Regions from separate parts of the Homo sapiens genome. Here region 2 is linked to region 1. Evidence: chromatin loops called from intact Hi-C (ENCODE). Cell type or tissue: IMR-90. All regions are shown on one strand. Each heading gives the region's core, and the rest is flanking DNA. Links, peaks and the distances in the headings are about the cores only.

Region 1 (9,961 bases), core at 773-8,772:
CTCCACCTAATCTGGCCCCTTGTCTTTTTCCCCTCTTGACAACAACATCAGGCTCCAAGAGAAAGAGTTCTAGGACCATCTGGCAGAGTGGCTGGTGTTCACTTTAACAGTCCAAGTCACTGGAAGGTAGGGCACAACATGGTTGTGCCTTAGGCTATAATTCTGCTCTTCACTAGATGTCACAGGTGATCTGGTGTTTGATACAGGATTTGAGATAGGATTGTTTTCCTTTATGGTAGTGGCAGAGCTCATGTAGGTAATTTTTACTGTTAACGTCAGTCCAATTCCTTAATATCCATTATTGGAGAAATTGAAAGATTCATCCTTTGAAAATAGTTCCTAGACCTGTGGAGGCTGCATAGTTTTCACAGTTCCCAGGGACAATGGGATAGCTATTTTGCACAATGACTATATTCATTTAGTTATTTAATTCATCAATATTTATTGAGAGTTAATATACTATATGTTAGCAATGGTACTTGATACTCAAGATACAAAAAAAAAAAAAAAAGAAAGATATGACATGGTTCCCGGCCCTAAGTTCTTCTAGACTAGTACAACAATAGACACATTTACCAACACTTCAGTTCAGTGAAAGCACTGCTTATAGAGCAAGTATGAAGTGCTATCAGGCTCTGAGGATGGTCAACTCTACCTTAGTGGTAGAGAGTCATGGTCAAGAAGAGCGTCACATAAAAAGCATGACATGATCTTAGAAGAAGAGGTTTATCTGGAAGAGAGAGAAAAAGGAGAAATCCCAGCAGAGAGGCTGCCTGGGCAAAGGGGAAGGCATGGAGTGTATGTTGGGAGGTTGGAATAAAAGTAGGAAAGTAGAAGAAATGGGATTGGGCAGGTAGAAAAAACCAACATGACCAAAGACCTTGCATAACATACTTGTAGGTGTTGACTTTATCAGATACCATTGGTGGACTTCAATATGATCAGAGCTGCCTTTGAGAATATTCTGACAACAGATTGGAAGACACACTAGATGAGAGGAGAACATGACATAGGGAGGCCTGTCATGCAGTTGAAAGACTGTTTTAATATCCACTTTATAGGTGAAAGGATGAGCTCTAAAGTACAGCAGTGGGAACAAAAGGGAGTACTCAGTTTAGAAAACAATTTAGGAGGTAAAATCAAAAGGCCTTGGTGGCCAACTGAATGTCTAGAAATGAAGGAGAGACTCCTTTTTTTTTTTTTTTTTTTTTTCCGAAACAGAGTCTCACTCTGTCACCCAGGCTGGAGTGCAGTGGTGCCATCTCAGCTTACTACAACCTCCACCTCCTGGGTTCAAGTGATTCTTGTGCCTCAAGCCTCCCAAGTATCTGGGACTACAGGCATGCACCACTACACCTGGCCAATTTTTGTATTTTTAGTAGATGTTGGCCAGACTGGTCTAGAACTCTTGACCTCATATGATACATCTGCCTCAGCCTTCCAAAGTGCTGGGATTCCAGGCATGAGTCACTGTGCCTAGCCAAAATGACTCTTAATTTAAAGCCAACATATATACTAGCAGCTATAACAATCCACGATGTATAACCTCCTTCAAGTCCTCATTGGTGATTCAAAAAAATTATTCTCTATATTAGTTCATTTTCATGCTGCTATAAAGAACTGCCTGTGACTAAGTAATTTATAAGGAAAAGAGGTTTAATTGATTCACAGTTCCACATGGCTGGGGAGGCCTCGGGAAACTTACAATCATGGCACCAGGCACTTCTTCACAGGGCAGCAGGAGAGAGAATGAGTGCTGGGTGAAGGGGGAGGCCCCTTATAAAACCATCAGATCTCATGAGAACTCACTCACTATCATGAGAACAGCATGGGTGGAAAAGACCTCCACGATTCAATTACCTCCCACTGGGTCCCTCCCATGTCACATGGGGATTATGGGATTACAATTCAAGATGAGATTTGAATGGTGGTACAACATCAAACATTATCATTCTCCAACAGCTCTTAAAGGAAAAGATGAAAGTGATAAACCTGCTGGGGCAAAAAGAGAATTCACTTTAAGGAAGCTTTGGATTTGTTTTTCTTCTCTATTTAACTGTCCAAAACCAACGTGGTCCACTAACTGAAATTTTATAGATGGAGCTCATGGTGAAGCCAGAGGATCATGGTCTTTATCTCTAGATCAGTGCTTCTCAAATTTAATGTGCTTACAGATCAACTGGGCATCTTGTTAAAATGCAGATTCTGATTGAGTGAGTCTGATTCTATGAAGCTTGGGAGTCTACCTATCTAACCAATTCCCAGGTTCTGCTAATGCACTTGACCACAATTTGAATGGCGAGGCTCTAGCTTGTTTCACAAAGTGGGAAATACAACTTGTTAGTCAAACAAAATAACGCAACCAGATTTCAGCAACAGAGGAAAACAGCACATCTCTCAGATTATGCTGCTGATGTTGCTGTGGATCTTTCAATCTTGTGTCACATATTGTCTGAGTGTGGCCACACAAAATGGTGTCTGTCCCAAGAAGAGAGCCAGTAAAATTATGTACACTCTCAGCAAATAAGATTATTTTGGTGACCTGAAAAGAGTCCCAAAGAGTTTTCTCACCATGCTGGCCCTGGCATGTCCCACTGAGTAATCAAGACCTGATTCAAATCTGAAAGTAACTCCAGCCTACTGGCCCTCAAAAAGTCCTACTTAGTCAAAATGGGGTAGAATACATTTTGTTAAACTTGCTATGGGGTTAAGAAATATTTGAGCGTAAGAATTACAAGAAGCTGTCTGTGGAAAGCAATTTGTGGGTTTCTCAAAGAACTTAAAATAGAACTTTATTCAACCCAACAATCCCATTATTATATATATTCTCACAGGAATATAAATTGTTCTACCATAAGGCCACATGCACATGTGTGCTCATTGTAGCACTATTCACAATAGCAAAGGTTAAATAGAATGAACCTAGATGTCCAGCAACAGTGGACTGGATAAAGAAAATGTGATACATATGTACTATTAAATAGTATGCAGCCATAAAAAAAGAATGAAATCATGTCCTTTGCAGCAACATGGAAGGAGCTGGAGGCCGTTATCCTAAGCAAACTCACGCTAGAACAGAAAACCTAATACCACATATTCTCACTTATAAGTGAGAGCTAAACATTAAATACACATGGACACACAAAAGGGAACAATAGACATGGGGCCTACTTGAGTGTGGAGGGTGGAAGGATGGTGAAGATCAAAAAACTATCTATTGGGTACTAGGCTTGGTACCAGAGAGTTTGGTGAGAGTTTTAATCATAAAGGGATGCTGCATTTTATCAAATGCTGTTTCTGCATCTATTGAGATGATCATGTGATTTTTGTTTTTAATTCTGTTTATGTGGTATATCACATTGTATTAGGGTTCTCTAGAGGTACAGACTTACAGGATATATATGTATAAAATAGGATATATATATCTATAGGATATATATATATACACACACACACATATATATATGTATGATGAAACAACCTGTACACTAAACCCCCACAACACACAATAAACCCATGTAACAAACCTGCACATGTACCCCTGAACCTAAACATTGGAAAGAAAAAAATAATAATAAAATAAAAATCAATGTAAAGCACAAAAAAAAGCTGTCTGTAGCAATTGCAATATTTATATACCTGTCACAAGAGAAAAACAAGACTAGAAATTTCTAAACTGGCTCCTTCTTAACTTATGAGTCAGCACTCATCCACGTTTGGGCTCTACTCACTGACCATGTTGTGCTTAAGTTATGGTTTGTTTACATATGTCAACTCTTTAATCACGACAGCGTAAGTGCTAGAAACCAGGACCAGATGCTGGGGTTAGCATTGCCCAGTGGGAGACTGGCACTGACAAATGGCTTTGGGTGGCTCAGTCCCAACCTGGCTTGCTCTGGTTGCCTGAAATAGAGAGGAAAGGTTGCTGGAGGGAGGCTGCAGTAAACTCTGAAATTGAGATGAGTCTGGGATGAGGAAAAGTACTGTCTTGGGAAACAGGAAACTAATTTCAGCTCAGTAACAGTTGGTTATATAATTTTGGAGAAGCCATTTTGCCTTTCTTGGTCTCAGTTTCTCTTTTTGAGAAATTAGAAGGTAGGCTATATCCGTGGTCTTCAAACTGTTCTTTGCAGAGCCCTGCAGATTTCATGGAGGTACCAAGAGAAGCAAGCCAGACCTGCCCAGTTTCTTTTCCCTCTGAATCATGTGAATTGGTAGGTCCCCATTGTATTATAGATGCCCTTGGTCTCTGGTGTCATGGTTACCTTTTTCTAGTCCATATAAGTATTCCTGTTAGTGAGACCGTCTATTTCTGTTTTGAACTTTGTACAAGAGTCCTTTCTGTACTCAGCACTGATAAAACATTGGAGGATAAGAAGCTACTCCTCTTTGAAAGAGTAACTGTAATTCTGCCCTCAGGAATCTTATGATCACAGATCACACACATGAAAAATACTTAGAAGAAAGCTTGTTAACTATGAATGTGACAGCATCTGACTATTATATCTCAACGGTATAACTCGTCTTAAAGAAATTCATTGATTGCTGAAAAATCATCTCCAAGATTAATTTTAATAAACCAACTCAGAATTAGCATACCTTTAAAAAATGCACTTATTTAAATTCCTGGACAATAAGCTGGGCTTGCTTAGCTTGTGCAACCACTGGGCTTGTCTTTGTCTGAAAATATTTATTCTAAGTAGACTATAATATTAGCAATTCATTTAAAAGAGGTTTACTTTCTTCATTAGACATGGTTGTGTTTCATATGTGTTAAAATTATTTCTGCGGACTGTACTAAATGGATGTGTTACTATACCATTGCTTCTCTAACCCTGATTGTCCCAGGGTGAGTTTCCTTCAGCAGAATGTGCAGGTATCCAAGTGCTGAAGTATCTAGCAGCAACATTCAGTCAAAGTGACTCTTTATATATAACTTGTACATACAATGAAGAACTTTAAAAAGGATTTCTCTTCGTAACACTGACAGCAGTGACTTGAAAACAGCAGGTGTACTTGTTGAATGACTGAATGACCATTCATTCATTTATTCAACCCATGAAGTTGACCCTATGGCAGAGCTTTGTATGAATTTCTGTTTTCTTTAGAGAAGTGAAACTAAGACATGCATCTCCTAATAGCTATACTTGTATCCTGATTCACTTGGCCAGCTGGGGCTTCATATTTATGTGACCTAGAAGATCAGCCTTCTTGTGGCAGAGGCTACACAATGTCACTCCATTGTTCTGATTCCTCAATAGGATTCTCCCTCCTTGGTTCTTCCCTGGACCAAGGACAGAAGAATCATTCAACACAGAGGCTATTGACAAAAGGGGCATATTTGGTGCAAACAGGGGTAAGTCATGATTAGTTCATAAAAACTAAATTCTCAAAAAATAATATGAAATCTAGGAGATTCTCCACCACATAGGAAGTTGTTCTTTATTGGATTATGTCAGAATATACAAGTGCATGTGCACAGTTTTGAATTTGTCTAGTTTCTTTTTCATATTAAAAACAAACACCTGATTGGAATTTGACATCAGAAAATTAGTACATTTGAGCTCAGCTCCCCATGGGCTTGAGAGCATCTTCAGAAAGAAGGCTTATGTTCTGGCAGATGGGGAATTGGCATTGTAAAGCATGGTATATGAAAAAGGTGACCTGCAAACTGATAGATTCTAGGAAATCTGTTCTGGAACTCTAAGGGTAAATAGGTCCAATTCACTCACTTAGCTAAGAAAAATATGGGTAAAGTAGCATGAGACACTAGGGGAAACATACTGGGAGAGGGGAACAGAGGACTGGGGTTTTCTTCTTACTTGAGCTTGAGGCTCTTTGGAGCTCAGCATACTCATTCATAGACCAAGGACAGCAGTATCAGCTTCTCACTTGTCAGTGATCCTTAGAGTTTGTTGAGATAATAATGATGATAGCATGATAAAGACAAAAGTATTACATCTGTAAATGGTTCACCATGATATGGCTATTGCAAAAGCACAAACATTGAAGCCACACAGACCATTGCTCTCAAACTGTGTTACTTACCATAGCAAGTACTATACCTTGATTAAGGCATCAAATTTTCTGAGCCACAAAACTGTGGCTGCACCTTTAGAATGGAGATAAAGTTGTTGGAAATATATGTAATTTAAATACATAAAATGCCATAACTTACCCAGGAATATTCAATTTATGATTATCATTATCATCCTCACAGGTAATTAATAAGAAGTCCAGTGGCTCACACCTGCGATCCCAGCACTTTGGGAGGCTGAGATGGGCAGATTGCTCGAGCCCAGGAATTCAAGACCAACCTGGGCAACATGGCAAAACCCCATCTCTACAAAAATACAAAAATTAACCAGATGTGATGGTTCATGCCTGTAGTCCCAGCTACTCTGGAGGCTGATGTGGGAGGATCGCTTGAGCCTAGGAAGTCAAGGCTGCAGTGAGTCATGATTGCTCCGCTCCACTGCACTCTGGCCTTGATGATAGAGTGAGAACCAGTCTCAAAAAAAAAAAGGTCATTTTCTAAGCATTTGTTGATTCAATACTGCCCACTATGTACACTGACAATTAGACATAATTTAATTTCAGCTCATGGTATGAATGGAGACAAAATGAAATCATTTTAATGCACATTAAGGCAATATAGTGCCCTTAAATAAAAAGTTGAAGTTCATAAGGGACCATCATTAAGATTTAACTTTGTAACAAATATTTTGTTTTTGTTTGTTTTATTTTTAGATTTGCATAATAAAACATTCATATTCTTACCCAGTCTTCCTTGTGATGAATAACATATTTGGAAGATGGCCACACTGTGGAGCAAAGCCGGAACCCAGCTAATAATGTGTGGGCTCCATTTAGTGTCTAACTGTAGTGTATAGACTTTGAATTTTATTCTAGGCGAGATGAAACCCATTTGGAAACTCTGAGCAAAGGAGTATAATGAACTAAATTTACTTGAAGAGACTTATTCAGCCAATGTGCAAAGAAGAGATTGTAAAAGGGGCCGGGCTGACAGCAGGGAAACCTTTGCATCATCATGGCATTAATAAAGGAGACACATGATAGTGGTTTGGACTTAAATGGCTGTGGTGGGAGGTGGTGATAAATCGTTAGATTCTGGGTCTGATTTGAGGGTAGGGCTTCAGAATTTACTGGTAGATTATAGTTTGGTGTGAGAGAAAAGAGAGGAGTCAAGGCTGACTCCAAGGATTTTGGCCTCAGCAATAGGAAAAATGATGTTGTCACTTTCTAAGATGAAGACCAGGGGCAAGAAAAAGAAGTTTTGATGGGAATAGCAAGGGCGCAGTTCTACACAACTTAAATTTGAGATGTATATTATATATTCAAGTGAAGGCGCAGAGTGACAATTGGATTATGAGTGTAGAAATGTTGGTGCAGGAAATAGAAATTTGACAATCATTGGCATATAGATGGTATTCAGTGTCAAGGGACTAGAAGAGATCACCCAAAGAGTGAATGCAGAGAGGAAAATAGATGAGATTCCAGAGACTGGGCCCTAGAGAGCTTCAGCCTTAGGGACCAGGATGGTGAGACGGAACCAGAAAAGGAGAGCAAAAGGCAGACCGACGGAAAGAAGGAGAGCCAGGAGAAAGTGGCGTCTCAGAGACAAGGAAAGAAAGTAACAAAAAAAGATGTTTTAAGGAAAAGGAATTGGTCAGCTGTGTCAAATGACACTAGTAAGCCAAATAAGATGAGGACTGAGGCCTGATCTTTGGATTTGGCAAAGTGGAGGTTTCCTTGATAACCTTGAGAAAAGTGATGCTGGAGAGATTGGAAACATAATCTGGTTGAAATGGGTTCAAAAAAGAAAAAAAGATAAATGGAGACAGGATAGACAACTCTTCCAGGGGTTTTACTCTAAAGGAGAGGAAAGTAGTGGCGAGGGGAAGAGGGAATGACTCGAAGAAAATGCCGTGTCTAAGCAGGGATGCTATTAGAATAACTATGGCATGGGCACTGAGCAGTCAGAAGGGATGCTGCCTATAGGTCTGGAGCAGGGTCTTGGAGGACTTTGCTGGTCCTGGCATTAACCTTTTGGTTTCTGGATTATAGGCTGTCCAGGAGGTCCCAGGGAAGAGGCTAGGTTGGAAAAGGTCAGAGGCAGATACTCGGGAGGCTCAGGGTAGCAGTGCTCACCAACCCATCCAGAATTCTTTCAGTATTTTAGCAATCACCATAATAGTGCTCATGGGCGCTGGCTGAACATCAGCCTTGGATCTATAAAGAGTTGTGTGTGTGTTTTTTTTAATTATCTTTATTTTTAAAGATGAGGGATATTGCAGCATTTTTTAATGATGATGAGAGGGGAAGATTGAAAATTTGATGATGTAAGAGAACAAGGTGAGAATGACAGGAGATGCTTGAGTGGGCGAATGGCGCTGGGACTTGTACACAAGCCAAAGCGTTGATTTTGATAGAAACACGCCTCGTTGTTTGTTCCAACAGGAAGGAGCGCAGAGGGCAGGGGTGCAGGTATAGCTTAGCTGCTTAGTGATGGGAGGTAGAGGGCATGTGGAATTTCTTTCCTGGTTTTCTCTGAAAGACAGGAAATGTATTCACATCCATTTTTTTCTCTTCCTCAGGACCACTACCTATCCACATTTTAACTGACATTCATGTTGAATTCTGGGGAACTCCAGTTACTAGGCCAGTTTTTCATTCAGAATCTGTGCCTACTCAGGAGACTTTCATCTGTGGGACTTCGGTTCCATCTCGTTCCATGGATGATGATCAGAGCCCCCTCTCTTTTCTTCAAGAGCCAGGTAATTTACCATGTGATGAACCCCGGCCCTTTAGCACCCTGAAAGACCTAGCAGGGAAATATTTCTTGCCTGGCACAGTGATATATCCGGGGCCATCGAAGAACCTGACTCAGAATAGGTGTGCAATAAATAATTGTTGAATGAATATAGGAAGGAAGGAAGGAAGGAAAGAAGAAGGAAGGAAGTAAATCAGTTTTTGTCTAGAAGGGCCACCACTAATCTAGCCTAGTTAAATATGTCTCTGCTCGGGAGGTTTGCATCTGTTTATGACTAATTTCTCTGTTGCACGCTCGGCACTCCAAGATTTTTGCCAAGACTCAGAGATTCATCCAAAATGGCTGAAGGATGACAGTGTTTGATTGCTCGTCTCTCTCTCTATCCCCGAAGTTAATATGATGCTTATCTGAGTGCAAAGGCACAGACAGGGAGAAATTTAATGCAAATTTAGCCAAGAGTCTAGTGCCACTTCACAAAATATTGATTAGGTGTCTGATTTGCTCTCCCCTGACAATGGCCATAGGAATAAGCCAATGAGGTGGGCTTCGCTCCAGCTCGTCATGGTCATTCGATAAAGCCAGGCAGCCAATGAGGAGCAGCTACCTTTCGATTGGGCGAGAGGCCAGTGAAGGGGGAACCCATCTTAGCAACAGCAGAAAATATCGCACATGCCCTTGCACACAGGCACAAACACAGACACCGCGCCACCCGCCCTGCTGCAGTGAACGGTTGCTGATTACGTCTCCTAAGGCTTTTGTTTTGCCACAGCCCCACTTCCAAAGGACAAGTTTCTGTTCACAGATCACACTGCTTACCTGGTCAGACAGCCCATAATCCCTTTTTAATGGAATGCAGGGGCAACGGTCCTCTCTCTGCCCTCTCCAACACACATGTTATTAACGGCAAACTTTGATCTGCAGGTAAACGGCACAGGCTTTGTTCTTAGAATCCCTTTCATGGATCTGGCCACACCACTGCCCTTCCTGACCCAACATGCGGACTGAGGAGGGGGTGTGGCGTCGGGGGCGAGCCGAGGGGTCAGACTGTTGTTTGTTTTGCTTCTTGTAAAAACTGCAGAAGGGATTTCACCAGGCTGGAGCAGGCTTCCGTGTCATTGTTATTCTTCTTACAGGCTTCCCCTTTCATTGTTCGGTGGCCTCCACACC
Region 2 (9,961 bases), core at 826-8,825, 50 kb before region 1:
CCACATGTTTTGTGAGCCAGTTTCAACCATGTTTGAGAGACAATTACAACTACCATCTCCCTGATGGACACCTCTGCAAGAAGTGGCCTGTGGTATACTGGTATCTGATTCTGAGGTCTCTCTTCTACTATGGCCATTATTAGATCATTCTGAGACTGAGTATTAGGCTGTCTTTATGGTGCCAATTAAACAGCAAGTTCTAGCAAGGGCATCAGGGAGATCTGTGTTCTAACCTCTGCTCTTTCTGTCTATGTGAAGTTTGGGCAAGTACTTATCCTGCTGAGAATGGGTTTCTACAGGTCCAAAATAGTAAGGATTTTATCTTTTGTTTTATATGAGGGAGATATATATAAATATATACCTATAATATATATATAAAATATATATCTATAATATAAAATATATCTATATATAGATATATATAAAATATAGATCTATAATATAAAATATATAATTGATATCTGACATATGACATATATGATATATAATTGATACCTGTGACTTCTGATATCAATGATATTAATTGATATGTATCAATTATTATCATATAATATATATCTCTTATATATCATATAATTATATATCATATTGTATATATATAACTTTCAATCTGTTTCATCATTGAATGTAATAGTAACACTGATATATATCAATTATATATCATATAATATATATCAATTATATAATATACATTGTAGATATATAAAATATGTAATCCATCATTTTATGTAATATATAGTAGATATATAATATCTATCTGTATAGCTAATATATATATGATTGGATTGCTGAAAGAAAGGGAAAAATAGAAGGTGCTAATTTTTCTTTAGCGTCTTCTATGTGCTGGTTACTATGCCAGGTGTTTACATAAGTTATCCTATTAATGCTTAAACTGCTCTGTGAAGGAGCCATTGCTGGGCTCATCTTAGGGTGGGATGATTGATGCTCAGAGAGGTTAAGTGACTGCTTTAAAATAACACAGCAGATACATAGAAGAATCAGAATTTCAATGCATATTTGATCGGCTGGATCTAACACCACTGATCTTTCTTGGACATCCATATACTTTGACACAGCACAAAGCTGACATATTCTACACCCATGGGGACCTACGTCCCCCTCCTCTCACTGCTGAAATTGCTAATTTGCTTTCTTCTTTTGGAGTTTCTGAGAAAGAGAGCTCTCAACCTTTGAGTCTTCTGGTTTTTACCTTTGCTGAAGAACAAATATCACCTATTTTCCCCAGAAGTTGTTTTCTAGAGAAAAAAGCAGCTTTTGGTCTAATATGGGTGGCAGACAATTGCTCCAAAGACAAAGATTCAAACATAAGTGAAGCTTCATCTGTGATCTTGCCTTGAAGTCATTTTTCTCCCCCTTTTCCTTTTTTAAATTTACTCTCTAAAAACTTATTCTCTTTGGGGCCCTGGTGAGTATGATAGTGTCCCGATTCCCAGTCTGGGGCCCTAGATTCACAAAAGGCCAAGTTGACGTTCATTCTGCATCTGGCTTATTTGATGCCAGAGGAGCACCGAGGTCTCCTGAGAGAACCAGGAGAGATTTGCCTCCTGCAGAGGTTTGGATAAGCCCCAGCTAATCTCCGTGGCTTCTGAAGGGCACACCTGCTTGTCTGCCAGCCAGCAGCCTCCTCGCTCATTTCCCGTGGGATGGCTGGGGTCAGAGGGCCTCCAGAAAGCCTTTTATCTTCCCCCGCCCTACCAGGCCCCCCTCAGCAGCACCTGGGTCCACACTTAAGACTTCCTTTGAGGAGAGGTCGAGGCGATGTCCCTCCCAGAATGGGGGCCGGTGCCTTTTTCCTTCCTTTTGAGGCGGCTCGCTTGTTTCTTCCTTCTAAATCAGAGTTTGATTCAAACTTTATCATGCATGGCTCAAACTTCATCCCGTGGGGGCTAAGGTGATCTGAATTAGTTTCTGGGCTGCTGAGCTAGGGACACGTAGTAGGTGTTCAGTAAATAAAGATGATGTCTGATTATGATCTGCTTGAGAGTTCAGGAAAGATACACTGTCAACTTTCAATCTGTTTCATCACTGGACTAGAATACTAACACTGATAATATTAAAATGTCAGAAAATTGAAAAGTCACTTTTGTTTAGCTGTGGGAGGCAGGGGTTCTCCCTCCCTCTTTTCCTAAATCACATCTTCCTTCTAAATTATCTCTAGAAGTGGTTAGTAGTGAATTGTAATTATTAATAGTAATAATACTAGTTCTACTAGTATTTAGTAGTATTGATACTAAACTAGTGGTAATACTAATATTATTACTGCTAGTTATCTTTACTAATAAAGAGAATTAATAGTAAATCAGAGTTTGATTCAAACTTTATCATGCCTGCAACGAACAGTAGTAAAGTAATCATCTGGCCTTACAATATCTTTACTAATGAAGATAATTAGTAGTAATTATCCTTAGAAGTGATTGGTTTGTTTTCTGTGAGCATTCTGGTTAATATGGGTCAGAGACTGCTATTTAGCATAGGAAGCTTCTAAGGATTATCTTCTTTCTCTGTTTCTCTCTCTTTCTCTCTTTCTTTCTTTCTCTCTCTCATTTTCTGTACATAAAAATAGAGAAAGAATATTTTTGAAAAGGTTACTACTAATGATAATTTGTATAAGAATGTGGCTAAAAAATCAAATTAGGAAAACTATAATCTTCTCTTCCCTTGAACTCATCAGTTGTTGTACAGGTTTATCATCCCACTCTCTCCTAAATCCACTAATATTTGTTGAGCTTTTAGTCTAAGTCCCTGGGCTGAGTAAAATGCAATGATTCTAGCCCCATGGAAACTTCATTTTAGCTGGTAAGATAGGCCATCAGGGTTATGTAATAATTAATTGCTTGTGGATTGATGCAGTGATGATGAATTTGAGTGTTAAAGAACGAAGAAGGATGAGTAAAGAGACATCAGTTGCTCTGATTATGAATCAGGCACAAAATCAGAAGCTCATATATATTTCATTTATCTTTCCTAAAACCATGCAAGATAGACAGTATTATTCCCATTTTATAGATGAGGAAATGGGGGCTCAAAGACATTGAGTAATCTGGCAGACTCATTGCAGAGCTAAGACTATAATCCAGATGACACAACTAATACTTGAAACTCAAGGTGTAATTTGAACCTGGCACTGGATCCAAACAACCCTTGAATTCCATTCTGTTCAATCTATATGCAAACATGGCTGTAATTGAGGCAGAGAACTCTGTGTAGGCAGTCACTCTTGATATTAATACTGCAAAGTGATTTTTCAAAAAGGAGAACGAATGTAAAAATAATTTGCTAGCTAATTGCTAACTTTCCCTTTCAGTCTGGATTGTTTATGTATCAGGGTATGTGGTGACTTTAAACTATGGGTTTTAATTCTTTTAGCTGGAGTGCTCTACCTCTCCCTCTGCCTGCAGCATCCCCAGTAGCATGTTCCCGCTCCCCTGAATGCTTTGGCATTGTCTCTCCTCTGATAACGTATGTACAAATGGAGACTGCGTACCACCCTTTTCCCCAGCGAAGCACACAAACAGTAAGCAGACAGACACTATCTAGGAGGCTGCAACTCAGGACCATAATATTGTGGCAGAAAGTAGAAAATAAAACAGCCAGTGCTGGGTGCAGGATAATAGCATAATAAGATAAGTGCGAGAGAGTCAGGAGGCGGTAATGGCCCTGGAGATGGAGAAATTCTGGGAAAGTAGGGCAGTATAAAAGCGGAGACACCATCTGTGGGATCCAGGCAGTTGTGAGTGACTCCGAATGACACAATATGGAGATCTGTTCTACAACACAACAAATAGTAGTAAAGTAATCATCTGGGCCTACAATTGTCAGACATTCTTTGTTTGAAATGCCACCTTCCCAGCCATGAATACCAGTGTAGCCATGGTTATAAATGGCAAGGCTATAAATGGCCTCTTCCTCCAACCAATTCAATTTGCAGAAAGTGAGAATAAGAAACAATTTCCTCCCTAGATGGACTCTCCACTGGACTACAGTGTGCACTGCACATGCCCTCAAGCCAACTTATCCAAGTATAATAAACAGATGCATAGTTTAATAAATCTCTGTCCTCCTTCCCCCTAGCCTTCTTAGCCTCTAGTAACCTCTGTTCTACTCTGCTTCTGTGAGAGCAACTTCTTTAGTTTCCACACAAGAATGAGAACATGTGGTGTTTAACTTTCTGTTCCTGGCTTATTTAACTTAACATATTGTTCTCCAGGCTCTCATCCATGTTGCCGCAAATGACAGGATTTTATTCTTTTTTTATGGCTGAATAGTATTCCATTGGGCACATATACTACATTTGCTTTATCTGTTCATTTGTTGTTGGACACTTGGGTTGATTCCATATCTTGGCCATTGTGAATAGTGATGCAGTGAACATCAAGGTGTTGACACCTCTTTGACATATCAATTTCCTTTTCTTTGGATAAATACCCAGTACTGTGCCAGGCATGGTGGCTCATGCCTGTAATCCCCACACATTGGGAGGCTGAGGCGGGCGAATCACTTGAGGTCAGGAGTTCGAGACCAGCCTGGCCAACATGGTGAAACTCTGTCTCTACTAAAAATACAAAAATTAGCTGGGTGTGGTGGCAGGTACCTGTAGTCTCAGCTACTTGGGAGGTTGAGGCAGGAGAATTACTTGAACCTGGGAGGCGGAGGTTGCAGTGAGCCGAGACCACGCCACTGCGCTCTAGCCGTGCAACAGAGTGAAACTCCATCTAAAAAACAAACAAACAAACAAACAAACAAAAAAACCCAGTAGTGGGATTGCTGGATACACTTTTTAAGAAACTGCCATACTGTTCTTCATAGTGGCTGTACCAACCAGATGAGAGAGATAACTTCTAGTGCTTTAGCACACTGTAAGATGACTGTAGTTAACAATAATATGTATTTTCAAATAGCTAGAAGAGAGGATAGTGAACTTCCCAATACATAGAAATGACAAACATTTGAGGTGATGGATATGCTAATTCATCTGACCTGATCACTACACATGACATGTATCAAAATATCATGATGGAACCCCCCAAAATGTAAAAATATTTTGAAAATCTCAAAAATTTAAAAATAAAATTTAAAAAAATCTACATTAATAAAAAGCTATATCAGAAGGGATTGGGCAAGAAACTAAGCTTTACTGAAGGTGTCTATGTGCCAGGCAGAATGCTTGACATTTTGTATATATCATCTCATTTGGCCCTCATAACAACACTCTAAGGTTGATGGCATCATTTAGATTATAAAGATGAAGAGAAAGAGGCTCAGAGACATAAAATAACTTGCTCCACTTTACCCAGTGGTGGATCCAGCATTCTCATTTGGGACTGGGTGACTTTCAGATCAAGCTCTTTCCTCTACATGCATGGTTCTCAGAGGTTGAAGACGCATTATATCTCCTCCTCTCACATTCTTTGCCAATTATTCATTATCCAATAGAGGGGTTTTTTTTTTTGACATGAGATGCTTATCTTTAAGTCTCCAGAAATCTGGAATCAGCTAACCCAAACTTTCAAGTAATTAAAATGATTTTTCTATATTCCAACTTTAGTTGAAAGAGATAAAGAGAGATAAACCCATTAGCTTAAGAGTTTAGACAAAGCATTAACTTCAAGAATATACATTTATTTCAGTACACTTTTTCAGCTTAATCTTCTATACCAAGCTTGTGTAACCCATGACCCGTGGGGCACATGTGACCCAGGATGGCTTTGAAAGTGGCCCAACACAAATTTGTAAACTTTCTTAAAACATTATGAGATATTTTGCGATTAAAAAAAAAATCTCATCAGCTATCGCTAGCGTTAGTGTGTTTTATGTGTGGCCTTAGACAATTCTTCTTCTTCCAGTGTGTCCCGGGGAAGTCAAAAGATTGGGCACCTCTGATCTATACCTCCTACTCTATTGATCTATGACTGTTGAAATTTAGAATGATAACCCAAAGAGGTGTGACAAGGACCTAAATCATTAAAGAGGACCAAGGAAGAGAGTAGAGGAAAGAGTACTGACTGGAAAGTCCCAAGAATGTGGACTTGAATTCCTATGCAGCTACATAGATTGCTGCTCCAGGCAAATTGATCACTCTAACTCCAGTTCCATCAGCTGGAAGGTGGGCATGTAGTATCTCAAAAGACAGTTGTGAGAAGTCGGTGAGATAATGTGTGTATAAATCACCTAGCATAAGAAATGTATTGTACCTGCTCAATAAATCTTACTTTCCTTCATAAAGCAGAAAAATAATTTTCAACCACAAGTAAAACAAAGTGGTTGTTGGTCATTTAGAGTTTTTCCTTTTTTACCGCTAGGGTAGCATCAGTGAAGTGAGTCAAGAGACTTGGGAATACTGAGGCCGTTTTGCCTACAGAAAAGGCAAAAGTGCACTCCCAATATGGAATTTATTTCTTGGCAAGCAGTTCTCTGTCTCCTATACTACTCTTGCTTCTATCAGTGAAGGTTCTCACCATTATATGTCATATATTGACAACAACAACAAAAACACAGAAGATTAATGACCAACAGTAGAAATCACCAGTTTATTGCTTTAATTCAACAGCATAATTTTCTCTGAACAGATTTAGCCAACGGAAGCAAATGGTATAGTACTAGGCTTAAATCTCTATGCTGACTGCATTTCCCTACAATCCATTGTTTTATGGCTCTACCCTATAACCAGACAGCACAATCACCTTTAGAGACACTTTTCTCCTTATTTCATCAGGGGCTATGAATCCAGATAGGTCACATGCACACTAATGACCTCTACCTGTTGAAGACCACGACAACAGGAAATGCTTTGAGAAAGATATTTAATTGTATTTACAAATGAACCTTGAGAGAGGTAACATTGGGGTTAAGAGCACTATCTCGCTTTATAGTGAAGCAGACCTTGGTCCTGGATCTACCATTTATAATCTTATGATACTGGGAAAGTGATTTAATTTCTCTGAGCCTCATCTTTCTCTTTCTGTTTCTTTCTTTCTTTCTTTCTTTCTTTCTTTCTCTCTCTCTCTCTCTCTCTCTTTCTTTCTTTCTTTCTTTCTTTCTTTCTTTCTTTCTTTCTTTCTTTCTTTCTTTCTTTCTTTCTTTCTTTCTCTCTCTCTCTCTCTCTCTTTCTTTCCTTCTTTCTTTCTTTCTTTTTTTTTTTTTTCCAAAACAGAATCTTACTCTGTCACCCAGGCTGGGGTGCAGTGGCGCAGTCTCGGCTCACTGCAAGTTCCGCCTCCCGGGTTCACGCCATTCTCCTGCCTCAGCCTCCCGAGTGGCTGGGACTACAGGCGCCCGCCACTGCGCCTGGCTGATTTTTTTGTATTTTTAGTAGAGACAGGGTATCACCGTGTTAGCCAGGATGGTCTCGATCTCCTGACCTCGTGATCCGCCCACCTCGGCCTCCCAAAGTGCTGGGATTACAGGCGTGAGCCACCGCGCCCGGCCTCTTTTTTTTTTTTTTTTGGAGACCGAGTCTCAATTTGTTGTCCAGGCTGGAGTGCAGTGGCCTAATGTCGGCTCATTGCAACCTCTGCCTCCTGGGTTCAAGGGATTCTCGTGCCTCAGCCTCCCAAGTAGCTGGGACTACAGGCATAAGCCACCACATATGCCTAATTTTTTGTATTTTTAGTAGATACGGGTTTCACCATGTTGGCCAGGCTAGTCTTAATCTCCTGATCTCAGGTGATCCACCTGCCTCGGCCTCCCAAAGTGCTGGGATTACAGGCGTGAGCCACTGAGCCCAGCCTGCATTTCTTATTAGTAAAATGCATGGTTTATGTTATAAGCACTTAACAAATATAAGTCATTAAATACAATTAGCTTTCTGTTTATCCTTCTGTTGACTTCACTAAGCTACCTTATGACCTCTTGAAACTGAGGTATAGTTTATCCCCAGTGATTCTAAAAATAGTTTACAACCTCAGTGATTTCTCCTTGAATTGGCCAGACGGACACAGGTATTTGGGGCTTCTCAGTTGAAGACAACACAATCCTGTGATATCACCCCCGGCTCCTGCTATTTCTTTCCCTATCTCTCTTGCTTATTCCCCTCTCCTATGGAGGGGGTGTCACTAGGCTAATGTCAAATGGCAGATGTGGGACTTTCATCAGGAGCCCTGAGCACAGAGACCATTTTATCTATTTGCAATGATTTGTTTCTTACTGCAGCACTACTCTTTAGCATTATTGATCCCCTCTGCCTTTGACCCTGGTTTGTAGCAGGAGCAGTCAAGGGGGTGGGGGCGCTGGAGACTGTCTGGCGTTGTACCGAATTTAATTCCTCTTTACGTTTGCATATGCCTTCCTGTTCTACATTAAAATGCTTCATACTATTGCAGTGGAGTTGAGGGTCTGCATCTTTTGTGTCATGCTTCTCAATATAGTAATGACTTCTCCCAGGGTCAGAATCTGTTCCCTGCGTGGCTCCTGCTATCCCAGTTAGGGAAGGGGCTCTCAAAGCTTGGGTTTCCTCTCCAGGAAGTTGGGTCAATACAGTTTCTGAATGAAGCAAGGAGGGGGCTGGAGAAGAAATTATTTAATCAGCACATGTAAATAGAAATGACATAATGAGATGGGGAGAAAAGGGGGACTCTAGGCTAAAAGTGGAGATGTCATGTTTCTTCTCCCCTCCGCCCCCCACAAGAGTTGAAGGTTTTCTTGAATTACCTTCTAGGGCTTCAGTGAGAAAGGAAATCTGAAAATAAGCAATTTTTTTTCTTATTTTATTTTACTCATTCAAAGAACAGTTAGGAATATTAGTCACCCCAAATCATCCTTACTTGCCAAACTACTCTAGCTGACCACATGCTTATTCTGGATCCTGCATGATAATCCAAGTCACCTGTCTTTTTTGTTGTCTCAAGACACGTGTCAGTGCCTCTAGACACTTTGAAGCCTAGGGTCACTTAGAAAGGAGAATAATATCTCTGGGGGAAGGTAGGATAGCACCACTTGAATCGTTTAATTTTCTGTAAGGTAATGATGATCATTTGAATGAGTTGCAAATATATGGCGGAAAAATAGGCTTCCGGTCCACAGAGAAGGGATCAATAAAGACCCTGTCTGTGTGGTAAAGTAAATCAGAGAGTTGGAGTAATTGTTTTAAAAATTTGCTCCCAAACCTCTCATGAATAGATACATAAATGGATATGAGAGACAGTCATGCATCATACATAGTCATGCTTTACTTAACAATGAAGATATATTCTGAGGACTGCATCATGAAGTGATTTCATTGTTGTGTGATCAGCATAGAGTGTGCTTACACAACTTTAGTTGGTATAACCTACTACACACCTGAGCTATTTTGTATAGCCTATTGTTCCTAGGCCACAAACCTGTACAGCATGTTACTGTACTGAACACTGTAAACAACTGCAAAACAAGTATTTGTGCATCTAAACATATCTAAATATGGAAAAGGTGATGTGTTATGCTATGACGTTACGATGGCTATGACATCACTAGGAGATAGGAATTTATCAGCTCCATTAAAACCTTATGGGACCACCATTGTATATGTGGTATGTTGTTGACCAAAATGTTGTTATGCAGTAGATATCTGTGTGTGTGTGTGTGTGTGTGTGTGTGTGTGTGTGTGTGTGTGTGTATTTTTTCCCCTCAGGCAGGTGGGGATAGGGTGGTTAGAATGATGATCTTTATTCTAAAATTAATTTCATTACAGAACTAGCAATAAACTAGCAATATTGTCAAAATTGTCAACTAATCAGTGTCTTAAATTATAATAAATAGAAGGTGAAAGACAAATAGTTGACTATCACACCATAGCCCTTAGTCTAGTTTTCTGTATGATACAATCATTTTATTTTTTTGCTGGCATGGCTAGCACCAAGCATCTTAGTCCATCACATACACTCTATTGCTTTAACTTGTTGCTATGGCAACCTCAACATTCTCCCACAGTAAAAAAAAAAAAAATTAAATTTGTATCTATGAATTT

Evidence for each region. Peaks named below come from ENCODE experiments on the same cell type or tissue, not always from the same donor. Only the 100,000 strongest peaks of a DNase experiment are listed, where the experiment ranks them.
Region 2: it touches region 1 in a loop (2.0-fold over the local background); 6 of 110 quality-filtered maps call a loop at or near these places.

Annotation. Positions count from the first base shown.
Region 1 is chr11:122,229,676-122,239,636 of GRCh38, reverse strand. All of the region lies in intron 2 of MIR100HG (mir-100-let-7a-2-mir-125b-1 cluster host gene), which reads left to right. Among named protein-coding and RNA genes, the nearest start is that of MIR100, 82 kb to the right of the region's middle. RefSeq lists an enhancer at 8,958-9,788. In IMR-90, for the core only: no CTCF peak of the experiment used is centred there; a DNase peak (open chromatin) is centred at 3,776; H3K27ac peaks cover 2,194 bases.
Region 2 is chr11:122,279,310-122,289,270 of GRCh38, reverse strand. The region is part of intron 2 of MIR100HG (mir-100-let-7a-2-mir-125b-1 cluster host gene); the gene reads left to right. Among named protein-coding and RNA genes, the nearest start is that of MIR100, 130 kb to the right of the region's middle. In IMR-90, for the core only: no CTCF peak of the experiment used is centred there; a DNase peak (open chromatin) is centred at 4,090; H3K27ac peaks cover 1,166 bases.